2 separate regions of the Mus musculus genome follow, and region 1 is linked to region 2. The links are chromatin loops, found by intact Hi-C in ENCODE. Cell type or tissue: heart. All regions are shown on one strand. Each heading gives the region's core, and the rest is flanking DNA. Links, peaks and the distances in the headings are about the cores only. Region 1 overlaps Kdm6a (lysine (K)-specific demethylase 6A). Region 2 holds the start of Gm39497 (a long non-coding RNA gene).

Evidence for each region. Peaks named below come from ENCODE experiments on the same cell type or tissue, not always from the same donor. Only the 100,000 strongest peaks of a DNase experiment are listed, where the experiment ranks them.
Region 1: a loop joins it to region 2, with 4 times the contacts of the local background. A loop is called at or near these places in 2 of 42 quality-filtered maps.

The regions. Positions count from the first base shown.
Region 1 is chrX:18,164,420-18,172,762 of GRCm38, forward strand. The region is part of intron 2 of Kdm6a (lysine (K)-specific demethylase 6A); the gene reads left to right. Among named protein-coding and RNA genes, the nearest start is that of Kdm6a, 6.0 kb to the left of the region's middle. In heart, for the core only: a CTCF peak has its summit at 4,703 (motif pointing right); no DNase peak of the experiment used is centred there; H3K4me3 peaks cover 622 bases; H3K27ac peaks cover 54 bases.
Region 2 is chrX:17,515,262-17,523,604 of GRCm38, forward strand. It overlaps Gm39497 (a long non-coding RNA gene), which reads right to left and starts at 1,729. Exons shown (of 3, transcript XR_878072.1): 1 at 1-1,729. It also overlaps a transcript of Fundc1 not described here. In heart, for the core only: no CTCF peak of the experiment used is centred there; a DNase peak (open chromatin) is centred at 5,000.

The DNA of each region.
Region 1 (8,343 bases), core at 217-8,216, 650 kb after region 2:
TAGCACATTTAGTTACCCATGGTAAGCTATTGAACAAAGGCTGGAGTCTCAGTCTGTCTACTTCAGTTTATATTTCCTGACCAAAGTGTGATTGGAATGGTAGGAGGAGGTTTTTTTGTTAGCTGGGACTCTCAAACTTGGAGTGTCTATGGTAGATGTTGCATTCATTAGACCTTTTCTTCTTTGCCGGAAATCTTTAGGTTTGATTTGATACTTTGTTAGCTCTATTGTTGCAATTGGGAAGTTTAAGAAAGGCGACTAAAGCTTAACGGCTTTAAAAAAAGTTGATTATTTTGCTCCTTACTTTTTGAATGTATTTTGGTTTGGCTGCCTTAATTGTTTTTATCTGTGATCATAATTACGTTTTTATTTTAAAGTATCAAAATATAAGAACTTGTGATTGCAGACAATGACTATAAGGCAAAACAGTCATAATCTTTTTCGGTAGGTCCATTTTCTTTGAATGGTAAGGAAATTTGAATTGAACTTTGACAGTGACGGTATTAATTTTCTTTCATTAAAATTAGCGCTGGAAAAATGTTCAGTAACTAGCTCTGGAATTATATAAATATAAATAGTTGTTAGCCCCCTCTTTTCAAGATTTTCCTCAACCTATTTGAAGTATTTTATGTACAAAGATTAGATTAATGTAAAGTTGTCATTCCAAAGATGTGTGTGTGTGTGTGTGTGTGTGTACACACACCTGTATATAGTGTTTAAATTTAAGGGCCATTTTATTTTGGAGTAAACATTGCTAGTTTAAATTGAGTTAATAGAGTTGCTTTCAGCGATAATTCATTTGGAAATTTAGGCTAAATTTATTCCTTTTGGTTACAGTGATGAAGAAATAAGTGGAATGTGTTTTAAGTGCATGTGTAAAGTGCTAGTTCTTACTTTCATATCTTAGAATGCTTGTTATCAGAATCACACATGGTTGTCCTTAACGTGGGATATTATATCATAAATAGTAAAACCTACAGTTAATATGAACTGAGTTCACATTTTAAAAATTGAGCATTTTCAAAATTTTCTAAATGTGTGTTATTTTATTTTTCTGGTATTTGAATACAGTCACATGTTAAGCATGAAAAAATATGTGAAGCTTCATTTTGTTTGGGGGAAGAATTATGACTTTATAAATCTCAGGTGGTATATTGATTAAAAAAAAATCTTCATTGATTCTGGCTTCTTAGGGTCTAGCTACTTAGATCAGGGCTCAACAGCTTTAATGCTAAAACATTCCATATTATGTACTTTGTACACCTACGTGGATCTTGATTGTGTCCTTATTAGCATGAACATTTCAGTAAAATGTGTAATATAAATTTATGCTTGATAAAATAACACCTCACATTTTCTATTTGAATTGAATTCGGACTAGAATGAGTGTTAAATTATTAAGTTTTATCCATCCTCTAACTGTCCTGAGAATCAGTATGTTTGAATGTGAGGTTTGGGAAGTAGATTGTTATGTTGCTTTCAGAATTATTTCCTATGTAACTCTTTTTAATAAAAAGTATTGGCTTTTCTCTATAGGGTGGTGGATTTGTTCAGGCAGTTTTACTGAACACAGAATAGAACATTTTCTAGAATTCTTTTTTTTTTTTTTTTTTTTTTTGGTTTTTTGAGACAGGATTTTTCTGTATAGCCCTGGCTGTCCTGGAACTCACTTTGTAGACCAGGCTGGCCTCGAACTCAGAAATCTGCCTGCCTCTGCCTCCCAAGTGCTGGGTTTAAAGCCATGCTCCACCACTGCCAGTCGTCTTTAAGGTTTTTAAGTGCACATTTATAAACAAGTCTAACATTTTAGAAAACTAAAACCATTCCATAGGTATTTTTTATTTGTCCTTTAACATGTGCAGATGATTTTTTTTTCTGGACTCTGCATACTTTTGTAAGGCTCGATTATGTAAGAGTTATTGAAAGGGTTGCTTGTAGAATTATCATTTGATATATAGTATAGTGTTTTGAATTTCAAGATAATAGTAATACAGTATTTTGTAGTAATACCTTAAATAAGGCTGTAAAGGAACTAAAGCTTGCTTTAGAATTTTTGTAATATAGCATGGTCTTTAACAGTTTTCTCTTTAATGATAACCCATAATTTATTATTATTATTATTACTACTACTATTACTTATTTTATGTCTATGGGTGTGTTGCCTGCATGTATATCTGTGTACCACTTGGGTGTTGACTGAGGAGGCCAGAAGAGCTTCTGATCTGATCCCTTAGAACTGGAGTTACAGCCAGTTGTGAATTGTCCTTCGTGGGTGCTTAGAATTGAACCTGAATTCTCTAGAAGAGCAGCCAGTTCTCTTAACCACCGAGCCATCTCTCCAGGACTAATAGTCATTATTTTTATTTCCTAATTACATTGGAATTACTAAGAAATAATTGAGTGAAACCTTTTTTTAGCAGAAATTAACTATGATGATTATTTAGTACAAATTTGAAAACTTTTGGGGTATATAGTTTTTAATTAGGTAAGGATTTGAGTTAGGAGTATATAGAGAGAAGCAAAGTAAAAGAGTGTAAATAAGATAAGGACATCATTAGGTCATTTTTAGAGGTGGCTTGTTTGTGTTACGATATTTGGATTATTCGTGATGTATGAAAATGAATGTGTACTCTTTGTAAGGACTTAAAGAAGATCTCCATTTTCAGTGCTAAAGAACTTTTAGTGTTTTGGTTGGAAAAAGTAGCTATAGAAATAGGACTGGCACGATGACTCATCAAGAAAAGGCTTTTGTTGCCAAGCCTGAGGACTTGAGTTTTGATCCCTTTAACAACTAACTCTCTCTCTCTCTCTCACACACACACACACACACACACACACACACAGACACACAATACATATGCCTTGTGTTTGAAAATTAGATCTAGTCACAATTGCTTGGAGAAAGTTTTATGCAGTTACTATGTTGTTTGCTAAAAAATTTGATATGTTCCCTGTAACAAAATTATAGTAAGAGATTACAGATCATGTTCATATGTCTGTCAGAGAATAAAGCTGAAGCAATAGGTACTTTTTTTTGTTTGTTTGTTGTGAATAGGGTCTTACTCTAGTCCCAGGTGGCTGCTAGTTGATCTTTCTGCTTCAGCTTCAGAGTGAGCCATCATGCTGTGTAATTTTAAGTTTCTGGTTTTCTTTTCATGGAATAGGTTTTCTGAAGATTCTCTTACAAAAGGCAACATTGACTCTCTTCTTCACATGGTTGTTAAAAACTGGTTCAGAGGTAAATTTCTGTGACTTGAATAGAATGATGGGGTTTCATACTTAAGTTTTATTAGTTGGCAGGACGTAGGGTTAATTTTTTTCTCACTTAGATCATGCAACATTTAGTTTTGTTTATATATTACCAATATTCTGCATATTTGAAAGGATTTCTGCTCGGTTTTGCTTTGAAACTCATTGGTGATACTTAGAGTTCTTTGAAATTGATGTTAATGATTGATAATACTGTGCATTATTAATATCTTTAAAATGTGGTATCCAGAGAGCTAATTTATGGTAAAAAGCTACCCACTACATTGTCCAAGAATTGAAGTGATGGTTGGGCTGTTTACAGCATACCTGTAATTATTTGCAGACTATTTAATTAATGGCATTTATTTAATGAATGCATAGTTGACAGTCATTTATTCATACTGAATCTTGGTATATAATTGCATAAGCTTTCTATATTGGTTTGTAAGTTATGACAGTAATATTTGAATTCACATCAAGCTCAGCTGGTCAGTGTAGGAAATAGGAAGTGTAGGAAGGTAATGTAGGTATCATTTTGGTTAAACTTGAAAGCTCCTTAAGTGGGATAGGATTAGCATAAGGATAACTGGCCTTCGAATATCAGTGGCAGAAGCAAAGTGTCAGGTACTCTGAATATTTGTGATAAAGGTCAGTTTAAAAAGGATAGGAATTCTTTCTTGGAGATATTATTTCTCAGTTTAGATAGCAACAAGTTGCCTTTTAATTTTGTTTAGGAAAATAATCTAAAAATCAAGTTTTAGCTTTTTCAGATCTTTAAAGGGTGATTTATACCTTGTGATCTTTGTAGTAATACATACTTTTCTATGGGTTCTTAAATGAGTTTGCCTGCCAGCTTAAAGATCCTTGACAGTTTTAGCAGGTTTCTCACAGAATAGTTTAATTACTATTTTGGAATGCAGAACATAACTTTGTACTTTATAGAGTTCCTTTCTGTCGTGTACAAAAATTTCTTAGATTTATTTACTTTATGGATGAGTACTTTGCCTGCATTTGTGTACTATGTATGTTCCTGGTCTTATTAGAGGTCAGAATAGGACATTGAATCCCCTGGGACTGGAGTTACAGATGGTTGTGAGCTGCCATGTGGGTGCTGGAAATTGAACTTAGGTCCTTTGGAAGAGTAACACATACTTTTGATCACTGAGCCAACACTTAAGCTCTTCTCACTATGAAAAAAATTATTGATTTTTTTTTTTTAGGTTTAAATTTTTATTTTATGTGTGTGAGTATATATGTGTACACAGATGTGTTTGAGGAGATCAGGAGACATTGGTTGACATATGGTTGTGAGCTATCATGTGGGTGCTAGGAACTGAACATGGGTTCTCTTTAAGAGCAACAAGTATTATTCATGATTGAACCATCTCTAGTACCATATTTTTATTTTTAATTATGTGCATGTGTGTCTGTATAGGTTTGTGCACATGAGTGCAGTGCCCCTGAAAGACACAAGAGGGTGTCAGATCTCCTGGAACTGGAGTTTAGGTAGTTGTGAATTGCCTGATGGGGGCATTGGAAACTGGACAGGTTTCTCTGTAAGAGCCATATGATAGCTCTTTTAATCACTGAGCCATTTTTCCAGGTCTTTTCTTTATTGCATTTTATTACATCTTTTTTTTTTGTTTTGTTTTGTTTTTTTCGAGACAGGCTTTCTCTGTAGCTCTGGCTGTCCTGGAACTCACTTTGTAGACCAGGCTGGCCTCAAACTCAGAAATCCACCTGCCTCTGCCTCCCAAGTGCTGGGATTAAAGGCGTGCTCACCACGCCCGGCCTATTTTATTACATTTTAGTAGTCCAAATAGTTGGACTATTTCTGAACTTGGTGGTGGTCTTTTGGTGGAGAAATGGTAGTGAATGAAGTATAGACATAAGGAGGTGTGGTATTTTGCAGTTTAGGTAGCTTTGTGATAGTCACTGAACTTAAGTCATTTTCCATTTTCCTCATTAGCATGTTTTATTTATTTGTTGTTTTTAGCATTTTATACATGCGTATTGTAATGACATCATTTCCCCCTGCCTCTTCTCTGTTCAACTTTTCTTTTCTTCTTTCTCTCTCTATTTTATTTATTTATTTATTATTTATTTATTTATTTATTTATTTTGGTTTTTTCGAGACAGGGTTTCTCTGTATAGCCCTGGCTGTCCTGGAACTCACTCTGTAGACCAGGCTGGCCTCGAACTCAGAAATCCACCTGCCTCTGCCTCCCAAGTGCTGGGATTAAAGGCGCGCGCCACCACGCCTGGCTCTGTTCAACTTTTCTTATGTTCTCCTTCCCACCTTTGAGTTTCATGGCCAGTCTTGTTTTCATGTGTATCCTATTATTTTCAGGCAAGTCTGCACAATTAGTGGCATCATTGTGTGTAATGTCTTTTTTAAAAAAAAAAACTTTTATTAAACATGATTTCTTTTATTATTATTATTATTTTTTAAATGTCAGAGAGCATTGTGCCTCTGCTCCCACCTGTCTTTGCCATATGAAAATTGAGGATAAATTGTTTGGAAAATGAGTAGAAACCAGATAAGTAGCTGAATTTATGTGGATTTGTATTTTGATATTGTGGTGGTATAGAATTTTATGTGTTAGAATATTATGTAGTACATGACAGAAATAATTTTTCTAAGAACTTGGGTCTTAGTTGCTTGAGTTTTGTTCAGATAGTTTGTATACTTAGGGAAATTATGTTTTCAGTATATAGTGGTTAAAATAAATGTTTTAGAATTTTGGTTTTCAAATATGATATGAGCTAAAAAATTTTTTTGCTTCAGTGATTTGTGAACCATTTGTTGTATTGTTGGGAGGATCTGTATCAGTTTTGGAGACAACCAATTACTTCTGGCTTTTTTTTTCTCTATAGTGTATCTTCAGAAGAAAACAGTCTGAGAATATAATACTTTAAATACAATAATAACAATATTTAGTGTTATGATCTTTCAAATGGTGCTACAATTTTTGACCTCTCGAACATTTATTATGGATAGTTTAAACTGTGTACAAGACAGAAATTGAATGAACTATTGAATCAGGAAACATGGCATAAGTAGTAGTTGGTTTTTATGGGAATGTTATTGATGTGGTGGAGCACTAGGTATTAAGTACTAATTTATAAATAGTCATCTGTTGATTTTCAGGTAGAAATATGCTTTGTCATCTACCAGATCTGTGATCCTTAGGCAAGCATCTTTTGGGGACTATTTTTCATTTGTAAAATGGAGTGGTAGTAGATTTCCTCCAGGCTTTAGGGTTTTGTGTTATAGAGGGAAAATAGTGTTTTCATGTCATGGAAGGTACTCAGTACAAGATAGATGTTATATGGAAAGACAATTAAATTTAAACTAAGACCTTGATTCATCTACGAGATAGAAGAGAGGTGGAGGTAGGTTTGAAAGCTCTTGAAAAGATTTTTAATTTTAGAGTTTTTGTTTACTTTTCCCTGCTTCAAATATGTTTTCTCTACATGGAAGCTCTGGGATAGGTCTTAATCCTGGTTCCAACTTGTATGTATACTTGACTGTCTATCTGACGTGTGTTTTGAGGACATATCTTTTAACTTTTTTTGTAATTGTCACACGCCACAAACCTGTCATCCCAGAAACCGTGGAATATTCATCAGCACCTCTTCTTTTAACATCTTAAGTCCTGCAGGGTGGTGGTGGCACACCTTTGATCCCAGCACTCGGGAGGCAGAGAGGCAGGTGGATTTCTGAGTTCCAGGCCAGCCTGGTGTACAAAGTGAGTGCCAGGACAGCCAGGGCTATACAGAGAAACCCTGTCTTGAACCAACGAAAACAAAAAAAACAAACAAAGAACAAAACAAGCAAACAAAAAACATATTAAGTCCTAACAATTACCAGAGCTTGTCACTTCTATATTTTAGATCTCAAATCTACCTATACTTGGCTTCTGCTACCATGCTATTTGTAGCCACTATTCTGTCTTTGATATTCAGGTTTCTTCATGCACTTTTTTGAATACATATATTTGGACATAGTTCAACACTGAAAAGTTACAAAAAAGATATTAGTTAAAAAAAATCTTTTTCTAAGTTATCTCTCAAAATATAGGTAACTGTTTCCCAAGGCAGCTGCTAAAAGGTTTGCTACATAATCTTTCATAATATTTCAGTACAAACACAAGCATAATTGTTGAGCATAATTATGTTGTACTTTCTTCCTGTATATTTGAGATCATAGTGTATATGTTTTGTATTGAATTGTCTTGGGTTTTAGAGTTGTCTAGTCTTTCACATAGTGAGATGCTCATGGGAGGATTGAGTTGGTGATTTTTGTTATTTTGATTTTTGAGATTCTTTTATGTCCTTTTATATGTGATTCTGAATGTAGAAATGCTTCAGCATGTACGGTTCCTAACTGAAAATATCTTCATATACTTTCTTAAGCTAACAATTGCTTAACATGCGCTATGAATTCTCAATTGGAATAACTGCTGACTTTTGCCTTTATATTTTGATTTTATTGGCATAACTGATGACCAGGTGTCATGAATATTAATTTGATTCATTTCTTGTGGATGTACAAAGGAGCCATAGTTGATGCTACTTTACACTTGACATTCATCTTCATATTTTATTCTTTATTATAGAAAAGAGAAAATAACTTGTCAAAAAAGGCACAGTTCTTACTGTGTTACTTATTTCACAGAAAGATACCTTTATTTTCATCATAAATTAGCAATAGGGCTAGAAGGTTGGTATTTTGCTTTTTCAAACTTATTAAACCTTTGATGGTTAGTATAGTAGCTGCATATGTTTTACATATGGCTTCAGAAAATGTCAGGATCTCTGCTTATCTTAGCGAACCTATTCCTTAAAACATTTAATAGACTTTGGTATATAATTTGGATACTCCTGTTGTTAATCCCACCAGTTCAGAATAGGACCACTACCATAATCTTTGAGCCAAATTTGAAGCACACCTTAATTAAATACTAGCCAGCAGGATGGACTCTGGCCAGGTCCATTCCTGGGTTCTTAGAAAATGGCTAGGAGTAACATCTTGCAGAGGCTTTTTTTCACAAGGCTGCTTTCCCATCAGGTCCAATCAAGAGCAAACAT
Region 2 (8,343 bases), core at 158-8,157:
CTTATTTCTAGGAAAGAATACATATATGCTACAGTGCATCAACATATCCAAAGTCCATCTTAAAGTGCAAGGAGCAGAGAGATGTGTACTGAGGTTAGTCGTTTAGTTTGAATATGCTTTTTTTTAAAATTTACTTTAAACATATGGATGGTATATATTTAACAAATTAAATAGAGCAAAAGGTTAATTGCACAATCCAGGTGTCTGGGCTTTTGAGTATTCATTGCAACATTATTTCAATGTTCCTGTGTATTTAAAAATGTTCACAATAAAATTATGGGAAAGGAAGAATTCATGCATATTTAACTCTCACAGCTAGGACATCAAGAGGTTCAATTCACTTAATTATCTTAGAGAAAAAAACTGCAGGAAGAGAACTTGTCAGTCCTGACAGGGATATTCTTTTTCCTCCAAAATTGTACTATTACATCTAATTAATCTAATCACATGAAAAAAAAAGCCACCTAGTAGTCACAGAGCAATTCAAAATACTGAACACGAGCCAGAGTTAAAAGAGGATTCAGAGTCATTAATTGTCCTGTTTTGTAGCTGATGAAGCTAAGTCCTGGAGAGATCGTGCCCTGTATTTATACAGAGCTGCTTTGCACAGTAATCTTTTTCTGTTTTCCAATTTCAGAGATTCTATCATTATCTTGACACTTTATTAATTAAAAATAACCATTAGAAACTATTTTCCCCCTAGGAGGTTCACCATCAAATATTCCAGTTAAATTACATACATCACCTCCTGGGAAACATTTCTGACCCTTAATTATGGTGACTGTTTCTTTGAAGCATTTCATTAGGACATAGTTGGGCCAGTGTTTACTGAAACTATTGAATGTTAGAAACTGTGTGTATACTACCCATTCTATAGGCAGTAGAAATTTCAGACATTTATACTAACATGAAATAGTGATGGTGCTATCATTGTCATTCTGAGAATTTTACAGATAACTCCATGACTACATTTTGAGTTTAGTGTCTTGCAAATGTGTAAAGGAACATGCTCAAAAGCATTTGTCATCATAGAAATGAGAGTTAAAATTTACAATGTAATTCTACTGTACTTCTATAGAGTGTCTAAAATGTACATCTGATCACTCAAGTTGGCTATTTTGCAACACAAATGGAACTGCCATGTCCTGCTCACAGGGACAAAGTGTGGCCGAGTCATGTTGGAAAGCATATTGACAGCTGCTCTTGGAGGTAAAATTATGAACATAACCTAGCGATTCTGCTTCTAGATTCTTAGCCATGATAAATGACAATAAATATCCATAGTATCCATGTACTCTCTTTGTACAGTCTTATATCTTCCCTTCTTCTAACACTTTTACAACCCTCCAGAAAGCTTGCGACTCAAGTGTCATTTTCCTGAAGTTATGTGGAATATTTCCATAAGATCCTAAATTAAAATGTTTGCAAATGACACTAATGAGGGGGTAGAGAATTGTATATTAGAGTGTTGTGTTTTATAGAAAGGAAAGAAAGAGCCAGGATATGTTTGATAGAGGCACGGTTTGGTGAGGTGGAAGGGGGTATCTCTGTGGGCCCATGCTGAGGCATCCCCCTGAGGGACCAGTTATACAGTACATATAGTGCAGAATAGACTTTATTTAGGACATGAGAAGGGGAGCTGAGGATGGCATAAAGATAGAGAAAGGCAAAGAGAGGGAGGAGGAGAGACTGGCCAGGAACATGTGAAAAGAGATGAGGGAGGGGAATGGGGAGAGAAGGGACAGAGAGGGTAAGAGAGCAAGAGAATAGGAGAGTAAGAGAGAGATGAGGGGTGTGGGGAGCGGGTGTGGCGGTAGTCCCAAGATGGCACCCGGGACTGCAGCCAAGTCTTATGACTTGCACCTGACTTCCTCATACACCCGAAAATAAGCCACATCCATCATGAGAGCTGCGCTGGCGCACCATGAAGCAAGATCAGGCCATTTGACAAAGGCCAATGAACTGAGACTATGCGGACTGAGCTGATGGGGCGTGGTTGAGGGGTTATATAAGAGATTGTGATTGGGGGCTAGAGAGAGATTCCTGCTTGCATGTTGAAAGGTTCCTGAATAAACTGCTTTGAGAAGAACACTGTGTTGTTGCTTTTTTCTGCTGGTCGGAGACAGAAGCGACAGAGGGGGGCAAACAGCCTTTTGGACATGGGGCCTAGGTGGCAGAGGTGAAATGAAGAGCCACCTTGGAAAGTAATTTCTAAGATTCAACTTCAAAGTAAATGTGGTCCAAAGAGGCTCTATCTGAAGCTGGCAGAAGAACTTGGTGTTACTTAAGTGGTACTAATATTACAGTCATGCAAATACATGTAGTATGAGGCCATGGAGGCTTGCATCAAAGTTCCAGAAAGCCACTGAGACCAGACAATGTATGTTAGGGTCATGGAGCTATGCAGTGTGTGATGTAAAAAGCCTAACTCGCCATGAAAACTCCAGGCGTGTTGGACATGCCAGGAATGTGGAACATCTGCCGAGGAAAGACAAGCTGTCAAAAGAAAGAAGACGTGTGTGTTCCGTGCCTGTTGACTTTGAATGATTCTATGAGTCCTTGATGTTGGATATAGAGCTATAGGCTTTGGTGTAAGGTTTCAGTCTTGATTTAATGTTTTCTTTCTTTACTAAGTCCCCACTTCTCCCTTTTGGAATAAGAATTCTCCCTTTTGGAATAAGAATTTTAACTCTGTTCCAATGTATATAACTTGTTATGTTTTTCTACTTTTTCAGGGGTTTACAGATGAAAGATGTTCTTAAGTCTCAGAAGATATTTAAGATTCTACACTTTTTAGCAATGTGGATGCTGTTAAGAATGTGGGGACTTTTTAAGATAGACTGAATACATTTTGAATTATGGGATGGACGAGAAGTTATGGAAGTCGGACAGAATGTTGTGGTTTGAACATTAAGTGTCACTCACAACCTCATGTGTTTGATCATTCAGTCTTCAGCTGTTGGCAATAATGAGAGAGGTTGTTGAACCTTTTGGGTTTATGGCCTGGGTGAAAAACAGTATGGCTCTGGAGCTGACTTCAATACTCTTTTTCTGCTTCCTTGTTGGTGTATTTAACAAGCTGCTATGCATGCTTCTGCCTCCATATCTTTCCCACCAAAATGGATTACACCCACCCTCTCAAAATAAACCTTTGTTGTCTGAAGTTGTTTGGCCATCTATTTAGGCAGTGATAAGAAAAACTACAGTATAGAAACTATGTATATTAGTACCTCTTTGTATATGTTTTTGTCCTTTTTAAAGTTACATTCCTCAAAGGTTGTAATTTATAACCAGAGTTAAAGGTTAAGCAAATTTTAAAACTTAGAGTTTAAAAACTAAATAAAGCATATGAATTTGAAGACTTGTTTATATTATCTTAATTTCCTTTTGTCAATGAAACTATAAAATGGTTTATAAAGTATATCGTAAGCATGCTGATGAAGTCAAACTCAAAAGTCACATGCACTTTGCTCTTAATCAAACATGGTCCAATTGTTTTAAATAACTGAATTTGAGATGTATTTTAGAAAGTGTCTTATCTTTATGGGCAGTTTTCCCTGATATTGTTCTTCAGTTGTGTGGAAGTTCTTGTATCTCAGCCAATGAGAAATGTGAAGCCAGTAATGGGTTAAAGGGCTTCTTCCCCTTTCCAGGTTCCTGTAAGTTTGCCTGCCTTTCTAGCTAGTCTTACAATGAAGGACAGAGGAAGTGCAAAATGGTTTACATGTGTCTTGTGCTACCTCATAACATTTTTTGGTGTTTACTAAGTCCTCTAAATTTAGTGTATCTGCTACTTACCTATAACACAAAGCCATCATAAATCAGTTTGACAAACCATCACAGCAAAATAAAATAGAGAGAAATATTTCACTGTTCTGCATCTTTAGCAATTTCATTTAACTATTTCCTAAACAAATCAAAAGCATTTCTAGTGATATAGAAGTCCAAGGGATTCATGCTAATTCCCAATGCTCCCTAATGCTTACATTATTTATATCTTTCTAGTTTCAAACCCTGCTTTATACCTTTTGTTTTATGATATGAATATTTTAATAAGTTGTGACCAGTAATTCAAATCATCTCCCTACATCTGTGCTGCTTTACAATGAACAAATTTGCTTAGACTTACAAAAAACCAGAATGTTCTGTTTCAATTCTGAATTCTCTGACACATTACAAATATTTGAAAATCCCTAATTTGAGAAATCTCTGTTTCATGGATGCCACTTGTCTTTAACCTTTCCTTTTCTTTGTTTCTATTTTACATCAAAACGCTAAACAGGTCAAGGCACATGTCAAGAATCAACAATGTTTAATCATGCTTAATAAAGCGAAAAAACCTCAGTTAAGGATTGAGATAAATAGAACACTTATTCAATCAAATAAAAGCATACTAAATATGGACCTGTGAGATCGTGCAGCTTTCTGTCAAGCCTGATGACCTGAGTTTGATCCCCAGGACCCATAGAGTGGTAGGGGAGAAGTGATTCTCACAAGTTGCCCTCTGACCTGCATGCGAATCCATCATACTAGGGCACACACACACATTCTTCTCTCTCTCTCTCTCTCTCAAAAGAATTACAAAACAATTGTATAGGGAATTGTTATGAAATATGCAGTGGCAGCAGGGTTAAGGTGGTACTTGGTGGGCCTGTGCTAAGGTAACCCCCCCCCCCCCCCGAGAAATCATGTCATGCGACAGACCTGGTATTAAAGGAGGTTTATTTGGAGGAAGGGAGGGGAGTGGGGATCAGGAAAGTTAGTAGAGCCATACAGAGCCACGAAGGCACAGAAGGTAGGGATAGAGAAGGACAGAGAGAGAAAGGCCATCCAGGGACACTTGGACACAGAGAGAGAAAGAGAGAAAGTGAGAGTGAGAGTGAGAGAGAGAGAGAGAGTTAGAGAGAGAGAAAGTGAAAGAGAGTGAGAAAGAAAGTAGAGAGGGGAACTGGGGTAGCAAGCAGTCCCTTTATGCTGCCAGGCCATCTGCATCTGGCAGTATTGCAGGTGATGATGTAAGCTGTTATGTCCCTGTTGCTAGGTCCCTGGAAGGAGCCCAGTCCAGCTCAATCACCTGCAAGCCAAAAGGGACACTGTTATGCAATAAAAGGAAATGAAAGTTTGATAGAAACTGTGACTGGATGAACCTTGAATGAAAACATTATGCTCAATGAAATCATCCAAATACAAAATGACAAATATATGGTTCTATTTCTATGAGATAACCTGGAATAGACAAATCCATTCAAGCAGAAAACAGAATAGAAGTCATCAAAGGCTGGAGAAAGAAGTGTGATATTGAACAATATATATTCAATTTCCTTCTTTCTGTTTCCTAGTGTACACTTTCTAAAAATCCTTTAAATTTACAGTGATGAAATATCATTTGTATGCTTATAGCATGAAAAAAGATGAAAAATGCTAGAAGCTTGGGACTTTTAGCCTTTGTCTCCAGGGAGGGAAGAGAAGCTGAATACTCAGTTGATTTCTGATAGCCAGTATTATAATTAATCATGCCTATACAGTGGCACATCCATTAAAAACAAGCAAACAATAATGGGGTTTTGAGAAGGTTCTGAATAGTGGAGGTTTTGGAGGGCTATGCATCCTTGGCCCCATACCTTGCTCCCTGTTCATATGCATCTTGTTCAGAGCAGCTCTATAAAATTAATAGAACCTGTGTAGGGGATCCTAAAGACCCCAACTCACAGCCTCACAACTTGCCTGCCCTGTTGTTTTACCTAAATACAATTGTCTTCCAACTTCTGAGCCCATTCTTAATTTTTTTCTAACCAGACTAACCTCTGAGAGAGGACCCTAATTTCTGGTAACAAAAGGTACTCCAAAGAATGGAAATAAGACAGAGAGCTGGAAAAGGTCTGAGGCTCAAAAGTTGTGGGCCACTAGTGTTGACTCTTTATAGATCACTTACATAGCATCCACCTTTCCCCACATTTCTAAAGCGTGGGATTTTCTCAAACAGGCTGTTTTGCTACACCAAGCATGGCTGGGGGATTTCCAGTCTTCCCCAGCTACTGTTTTCTTTGATATGTTAATCTTAATGCCTCTTTCTACACTTGCAGCTCTCCAACCACAACTACCTTCTGTGGTTCTTTATGAGGCTTTGTCTGGTCCCTCTCCCCACCCCCCCCACCCCCCCCGCAAGAAATTCCTTTACCCAAAGGCTGACATTTAGACAAAAGCCAGCATTCCCTCTGGGGCTTGAAGAAAGTTCATACTTGAAAAAAGAGTGGGGGGAAGGGGTAGTTAGTCTCAGTATCTCTAACAAAAGAAGCATAGCGCTTCCACTAACAGATGATTGTGGTGCCTATTAGCCTGTGAAGGTCAATGCAAGCCTCTAGGTTCCCTCAGTTCCTGCTCACAAACCCCACTAGGCTCATGGGCCCCACCCCAGCTTAGGTGCTCCCTGTCTCATGGTCCCATATAACTCTGAAATTTTTTCCTTTGTGGCTTCTCCCTGCTTTCCTGGGAGACAGCCTTGGCAGTTTGAAATAAACTTTTCCCTGTTCCTTGACTGAGTGGCTATTTTGGCTTCTTTAATGTGTCCATTTTTCATTCTGCATCACCCTGAAATGAGAACTCCATTTTTAAAATATAAAAGATTTTTCAAAAAATCAATAATGACCAGAATATCCAGTAATAGGCCTTCTTACTTACGGAAATTGGGCATGATAAAAGTGGGATCCTGATATAGTGGAGAAAAGAAGGTCTTGTAAATAAACAGTAGTGACTTGTTAGCCATACAGAAAAAGACAAAATGGGACCTCACATATTCCAAATGGGAAATTTAAGAAATTCTAGAAAATCATAAATGAATTCTTCTATTGTCATTTACAAAAAGCCTTCCTCATTAGAACTCAAAAATCAGAAACAAAGAGAAAAATTTTGCTAAATTTGATTATAAAGTTGAAAAGAAACAATACATGCTACCAAATAAATCCTAGAAACACCAAGGAAAATAACAAAGTGGCAAACTGGGAAAAGGCAATTATAATTTGCATCCCAGATAAAGGTTTAATTCCTTTAAGTATTTGTTTAAAGGTAGAAAAGGCCATCTACTCCATAGAAAATGGAAAAGAGAAATTAACACACATTTCAAGAAAAAGAAATGCAAACAGTCCCTGAGCATATAAAAGATGCTCAAGCTGTTGGTAATGAAAAAGATGCAAATTAAAGTTACACTAAAACAATTTTTCACCTATCAGATTGGAAAAACTAAAGTCTAATAATAGACTGACTAGAGCCTCTCATGCAGTGTTGAATAGAACTGTTAAAATAGACTTTCTGGCCTCATCCCAAACATACTCAGAATTTCATCATCGTACAAACCCTCCATCAGAAGGGAATATAGCCTTTATTCTGCGTTTGTTGATTCCAGTTTTTAATTACATTATAATTGTTGCATTTTATTAAATGTTTTCTTTTTCTGTATCACTCAGTGTAATATGGGCTCCCCCCTTTATTCTGTTAACTTAAAGGTAGTTTTAGAACAAGAGCCCTCTCTGCCTCCCACAGCTTTAACAGGACAGGCTCAGCCAAGAATCCCAACATGCCAATTACAAGATGGGTAACAGTGAAAATTAGAAATTTATTGACTATGAACACATGTTGAAGAGGAACAGATAAAGGGTACTACTGTCCAAAAGTTCATCTTTGGGGTGTTGACATAATATTCATTCTAGGAAAAAAAGAGGAGAAAAAGGCCAGAGGTGCTCAAAACTAATGGACTGAGACAGCATAAAGAGACAGAAGGAAATAAAAGAGATTAAAGCTTTGTTGGGTTTCAGACCTGGGGCAAGCGGCTGAGATGCCTGTTTAACATGCCAAAAGAAACCTGATGGCAAAGGTGTTGTGTGAAGGAATATGTCTGGTGGATGTGCAGTCAGGTATGGGGGAAGGGGGTGCCTTCACAGGCCCATGCTGAGGCATCCCTTCCACCGAGGAACCAGCCACAGGATGGTATAGTATAGAATAGAGTTTATTCTAGGCATGGAGATGGGGGTTAATAAGGGAGTAGAGACAGAGAAAGGGAGAGAGAGAGAAAGAGAGAGAGAGAGAGAGAAGACGAGTAGAGGCCAGCCATGAGCACTAGAGAGAGAGGGAGCAGGAGATTGAGGGAAGGGAGAACAGGAGGAAGGGGACAGAGGACAGAGCAAGGACAAGAGAGCCAGAGAGAGAGAGGAAGTGGGCAAGCAGACCCTTTTATAGTGAGTCAGGCACACCTGGCTGTTGTCAGGTAACTGTGGGGCAGAGCCTAGACAAAATGCCAACAAAAGGTGGTGGTGAGAAAGCAGCCTACTCACTTTAAATCATCATACACAC